2 separate regions of the Homo sapiens genome follow, and region 1 is linked to region 2. Evidence: chromatin loops called from intact Hi-C (ENCODE). Cell type or tissue: B cell. All regions are shown on one strand. Links, peaks and the distances in the headings refer to the core of each region. The heading gives the core; the rest is flanking DNA. Region 1 overlaps RUNX3 (RUNX family transcription factor 3). Region 2 has its middle 71 kb from the start of MIR6731.

What was found. A loop is a pair of places that touch in the nucleus more often than their neighbours do. Peaks named below come from ENCODE experiments on the same cell type or tissue, not always from the same donor. Only the 100,000 strongest peaks of a DNase experiment are listed, where the experiment ranks them.
Region 1: it touches region 2 in a loop (10-fold over the local background); 43 of 110 quality-filtered maps call a loop at or near these places.

The regions. Positions count from the first base shown.
Region 1 is chr1:24,896,883-24,899,783 of GRCh38, reverse strand. It overlaps RUNX3 (RUNX family transcription factor 3), which reads left to right. Exons shown (of 5, transcript NM_004350.3): 5 at 1-273. Among named protein-coding and RNA genes, the nearest start is that of MIR6731, 21 kb to the left of the region's middle. RefSeq lists an enhancer at 1,294-1,363. In B cell, for the core only: CTCF peaks have their summits at 1,309 and 1,508 (motif pointing right); DNase peaks (open chromatin) are centred at 673 and 1,483.
Region 2 is chr1:24,846,539-24,849,439 of GRCh38, reverse strand. No RefSeq gene overlaps it. Among named protein-coding and RNA genes, the nearest start is that of MIR6731, 71 kb to the left of the region's middle. RefSeq lists silencers at 643-862, 953-1,152 and an enhancer at 1,267-1,991. In B cell, for the core only: CTCF peaks have their summits at 1,146 and 1,349 (motif pointing left); a DNase peak (open chromatin) is centred at 1,249; H3K4me3 peaks cover 1,381 bases; H3K27ac peaks cover 1,154 bases.

The DNA.
Region 1 (2,901 bases), core at 145-2,644, 50 kb before region 2:
TTACTGTGAGCCTGTCAGTAGTGGGTACCAATCTTTTGTGACATATTGTCATGCTGAGGTGTGACACCTGCTGCACTCATCTGATGTAAAACCATCCCAGAGCTGGCGAGAGGATGGAGCTGGGTGGAAACTGCTTTGCACTATCGTTTGCTTGGTGTTTGTTTTTAACGCACAACTTGCTTGTACAGTAAACTGTCTTCTGTACTATTTAACTGTAAAATGGAATTTTGACTGATTTGTTACAATAATATAACTCTGAGATGTGTGGAAGGAGTCCAGTGCCCGGTTTCTAGGGCTATGCATGGAGGTGGGGTGGGGTGGGGGAGAGGATGGAGACCTCCTGCTGTTGCCCAGGAGGAACAGGAACAGAGACACCCAGCACCTTCATCTCCTTGCTTCCAACTTCTTCAGGAATGGCCGCAGAGACCACCCTGGCCACAGGACAGCCGGTGAGGCCTGCTCCTGTATGGCTGGGACCCCAGGAGAGCATCAAATAGGTCTTCAAAGTGCCACAACCCTTCCACCAATCATGAGCGGGCTGTGAGTCTTCCCAGCCGTGTTGGGAGGAATTCCTATGCCTGTTCCTCAGATTCACATTTCGGGAGGGGGCAGAGGCAGAGGGAGAGTCCAAGTGCCTTGGTGAGAACCCCCCTCTGAGGCTCGTGTTTCAAGATCTGTGGCAAGCTAGCAGCAGTGGGGATTGGGAGTAAGCGGCAACTTCAGTGCCCCCATTTTGCAGATGAGACAACTGCGGTGCAAAGAAGGAGTGTCATCAAGGTCCATGTCTCCCTGGGGTTGTCCATGGCTGAACTGGGACCACAGCCCAACAATGGTAGCATGGGTGTGATGGTGTGGGGACCTGGCTTGACAGCCCCCCTCCCACCTTGCCAGCAAGGAGGCCTGGTCCACTTGGGATTTGTACCAACACACAGCCCAGAGCCTGGCCAGTTGGGATTTGTGAAGGGAAATTTTTACAAAACAGACCTTATTTTTGAGTGATGCCCACCGACTTCAAAAACCACTCCCAAAGCTTTGCCCTGCTCAGTTTGGTTGGTCTGCCTGAAACTCAGCTCCCAACAAGAAGCTTCCATTTCCCTAGCCCGGCATCCCCTTTTACCCAAAAGACAGCAGGTCCATCTCTGGACAGGACCTCAGCCGTGGCTACAGAACTTCTCTGTTGGTCTGCTCTGGGCAGCCTCTGCCAGGGTTGGTCCTGAAACGGCATCTACATGGCCAAAACTGTTTCTATTTATTTGGGGTCACTTTGTAGGGGATGGTAGCACTCCTCACCAGGCACACTTTGGTGCCACAGCAGATCGGAGAGGAGCTGTGCCCTCCAGAGTTCCTGACTCAAATCTCCATCACCTGCACCCTAGCAGGCACGAACCAGCACACCCAGCTTGCCAAGGGGAAACTCAAGGTCCCGAGAAGTCTCAGCTTGCCTGAGGTCCCAGGGCTGCGGGAGGAAGTGCTGCAGTAGCCACAGCAGCCTGCAGGTGGCAATAGGGGGCGGCATCCCTGGGCAGCAGGTGGAGAGAGTGGACATCATCCCCTTTGGACAAGGGTGAGGAGAGGCTGCCTTGGTTACAGCAAGAATTCAGGTAAGGTATTAAGAAGAACTTCCCAACCTCAGGTGACTCATTCCCGAAAGGGCCAGCTAAAGGTCTTGATGTGGGGAAGGTTTTCCCTTCCCGAGCCGTGTGGCAGTGGGAGGTCCCTGTCCCTCTCTGAGTCTCCCTTTTTGGTCATACGCTGAATGAGCACCGGCCGTGTGCCAGGTGTGGAGTAGGACCCCACACCCCATAATCGTCTGCTTTGGGACAGGGTGTACCTGGCTTGAAGGCAGGGTTGACTTTCATAGTTTTACAACCCTGGCCTCCTGGACCCTGGGCCCAGCCCCACCCATGTCCCCTGAGCCACCAGCAAGAGCTTAGGTCATGTAGAAGCCAGTTCAGATTGAGGAAGCCATTTAGTTCCACAGCCTGGGAGCCCCTGGACTCCAGAATTCCGCTTTGGAGGCTCTAGGAGTCCTGTTGATCTGGGCTGGACTTTGAGTCCCTCCAGTTTCTTCAGCCCCCACAGCTTGAGGTTGGCCCAGATGGGCCCAATGATGGACCCAGAGAGCCGGCTGTGGCCTGGGGGCTCCCAGAAGTGGCCTCCTGTGGGGTGAAGTGGCCCAGATGGACCCGCCTTGCCGGCCCCTAGGAGCAGCCCTGCCACTGTTGGGCTGTGGCCATGGGGATGGCTTTGGCTTTTACACTGAGCAATGGATGTCCTGGCAGTGAGGCTACAGGCCAGAGATGACACATTCCCACGTTAGGGCCTGGTGAGGGCTTGAGGAGATGGCGCGGGGTGGGGCCAGTGCCGTGGGTAGGGGAGGGCAGGGCTGGATGCAGACCCAGCCCTGCCTCCCTCCTCAGCCCCGGCCTCTCCTCTGCTCCAGACTGCACCCCCGCATAAATGCAGCCCCCCAGCATGGCCCAGAGGGCAGCTCTCAGCTGCACCAAACAACCCAGCCTGGCCACGTGAGTAGAGAATACACCTCAGTGGGTCGGTTCATTTTGGGGTCGTAAATGAAATGAGCTGTCAAATGGGACGGGGGCAGGAGGGAGGCCAGAGTGAAAGAATGAACTGTTCCTGGCAGAAATCCAAAATGCCCCTCATTCCTCCCCATGAGGGCTCCAGAGCTGGGAGGGGTGAGGGGCCACATCGCCCCGACATCCGCAGCCACACCTGTGTGGTCCAGTGGCTGGGGAAGCCTGGGGAGCCGGATCCCGCGCTTCCTATTTTTAGTTTTGCAGCTAAGAGTGCGCTGTGTGTTTTATATATTTATATTCACCCACAGAAAGGGCCTGCCCTGGGCCTGGCCCAGGGGACCTATCATGGGAAGGGGAGTGCGGC
Region 2 (2,901 bases), core at 213-2,712:
GTGAGCCAAGATTGCACCACTGCAGTCCAGTCTGGGCAATGGGAGTGAAAGCCTATGAAAAGAAAATAAAAAATAAAAGAGAAAGAGAGAGAGAAAGGAGGGAAGGAGGGAGGGAGGGGGGAGGGGAAAAGAGGGGGGAAGAGGGGAGAAGAGAAGAGAGAAGAGGAGAAGAGGAAAAAAAATCAGCCTCCTCGAGTCTCCTTAAACCCTGCACAGGGGAGGTGACAGCAACCAACCCAGTGCGATGTTAAGCTCTGGAGCCAGATGACCTCTATCAGTTCCTGGTGTGATCTTGGGCAAATTATTTAACCTCTCTAGGTTTAAGTTTCTTTATATAAAACAATGGGGACAAGAATAGTCCCTCCTCTAATAGACTTGAGAATATGAAGAGACTTGAAACATTTTAAAAACTTTAGCACAATAACTGGTACATCGAGTTTAATGACAATTATTATCTGACTGAGGAAATTAGAGAAAGGAAGCACAGGAAGAAACTGAGGTTTATCTATTTCTTATAAGAAATTGGATCAGAAATGTGTCACTGGCTTCCCCAAAGGATGTCCCGAGGCCGTCCCTCCCCGTGGATGGGTGCCGCTTCTTCTGGCGGGGAAGTGAGGCCCGTCCGAGTCAGCAGAGCGGGGACCGCCCCGCCTGGAACCGTGGCCCCTTTTCCTAGTGCCCAGGTGGCCCCTCCCGCGGTCGGCGCTCCGGCCTGTGCCGGGCGTCCAGGAGGGCTCGCTCGGGCTCCCGTGCGCGCTCTCAGAAGCAGGGAACTGGCGCCTGGCGCGGCGGCGGGGACGCTCTCGAGTCCCCAGGCAGTGATCGGGGGCCCCCGGGGGAAGGACGCCGCTCGGGGCCAACCGCAGCGGAGCCCTCGCCCTGCCGCGACCCAACCGCCGCCCAGCCCTGTGGTTCGCGGGCGAAGCGCTTCCTCTAGCTGCCGGTGGCCGGCCGAGAACCAGGGACATGCAGAAGTGCCAGCGTCGAGGCCCACGTGCGACCTGACCTCGCGTGGACATTGGCTGGCTCCGTCACACCCAGACCGCTGGCACTTCCCACCCCACCCCACCTAGGGTGTGAGCGGGTCCCTGCCCTGCCCCGCCGGGGGAGGCGCGGAGGTGTCGGTTCGCAGCGGCGCCGGGGAGCGTCCGTTCGACACAGGAAGGAGGGAAGGAGGCCGGAGGCGCCTTCGCAGCGCGCAGCAGCCCTGACAGATCTGATAAAGAGGAAGGAAGCCGACAACGCTGCTGATCGGGTCTGGCAGCTCCCCAAACTGACGAGGTCCTGCAGCTGTCCCAGCCCTGCTTGCAGAAGTGGCGCCGAAAGGAGGGGAACCGCGGCCCCTGCTGGCCACTTCGGAACCGCACCCGAGTGGTGACAGGAAAGCGAGCAGGGGCTTTAGGGACAAGGCCGGCTGATGCCTCTCGCAGCAGGAGGTGGGGGATGCAGGGCCCCTCTGGGCCCGAGACCTCTACCTCCTGCTTGGTGCGAGAGACCTGCCCCTCAGGACAAACCAACCAAACGTGCTCTTGGCCGGGCGCGGTGGCTCACGCCTGAAATCCCAACAGTTTCGGAGGCTACGACAGGAGGATTGCTTGAGGCCAGGGGCTTGACACCAGCCTGGGCAACAGAGCTAGAATCCTGTCTCTATTTTTATTTATTTATTTTTTTAAAGAATCTATATGTTCCAGCTGGACCTCTGCTTACCTGGCAACCAACTACCTTAGTTGTCAGGGGCCAGGGAGCCAAGTCCACTCTTTTAAGGAGGAAAACAGACACACTTTTAAAGATTGCTGAGCACTATCTGCATATTGCTATATTGCCTAGCTTTGACTGTCATTTACTAGCTGTGGGATTTTGAGCAAGTTTCTTTTCTTATTTAGAGACAGGATCTTGCTCTGTTGCCCAGGCTGGAGTGCAATGGCACAATCATAGTTCACTGCAACCTCGAACTCCTGGGCTCAAGCGATCCTCCTGCCCCAGCCACCCATGTAGCTAGGACCAGAGGCTCTCACAACCTTAATTTTTTTTTTTTTGTAGAGACAGGGTCCTGCTATGTTTCCCAGGCTCTTGAGCAAGTTTCTTAACCTCCACATGCCTCAGTTTCCTCACCCATAAAATGGGAATAATAGTCTCTATCTCATAGGATTGTTAAAGAGACTAAGTTAATATACGTAAAGTGTTTAGAACAGTTCCTGGTGTATAATAAATATGTGTGTTAAATTTAAAACTTTAGATTTTCAGGCAGGATGTGGTGGCTCACGCCTGTAATCCCAGCACTGTGGGAGGCCAAGGCAGGTGGATCACTTGAGGTCAGGAGTTCGAGACCAACCTGGCCAACAGGTTACAATTTTTGTATTTGTAAAAATACAAAAATTAGCCGGGCATGGTGGAGGGCGCCTGTAATCCCAGCAACTAAGGAGGCTGAGGCAGGAAAATCACTTGGACCTGGGAGGCAGAGGCTGCAGTGAGCCAAGATCATGCCACTGCACTCCAGCTTGGGCAGTAGAGTGAGACTCTGTCAAAAAAAAAAAAAAATTCATCATGGGTTGTAGGCTACTGTAAGTAGTTCCTTATTCTGGGGATTTTCTTGGTATCTTTCAACTATTGACTTCTAGTTTAATTCCACTGTGGTCAGAAAACGTATTTTGTATTTCATTCCTTTGAAATTTGTTGAGGCTTGTTTTATGGCTCGGCATAGGGTCTGTTTCACTAAAAGTTCCACATATACCTGAAAAGAATGTACATTCTGCAGTTGTTGGATATAGCATGCCATATGCATCCATTAGGTCAAGTGGTTGTGTTATTCTCTCTTCTGCTATTCCTATGTGTGTACGTATGTGCACACGCACGTGTTTTCCTCCTTGTTCTATCAGTTACTGAGAGCTATGTTAAGAATCT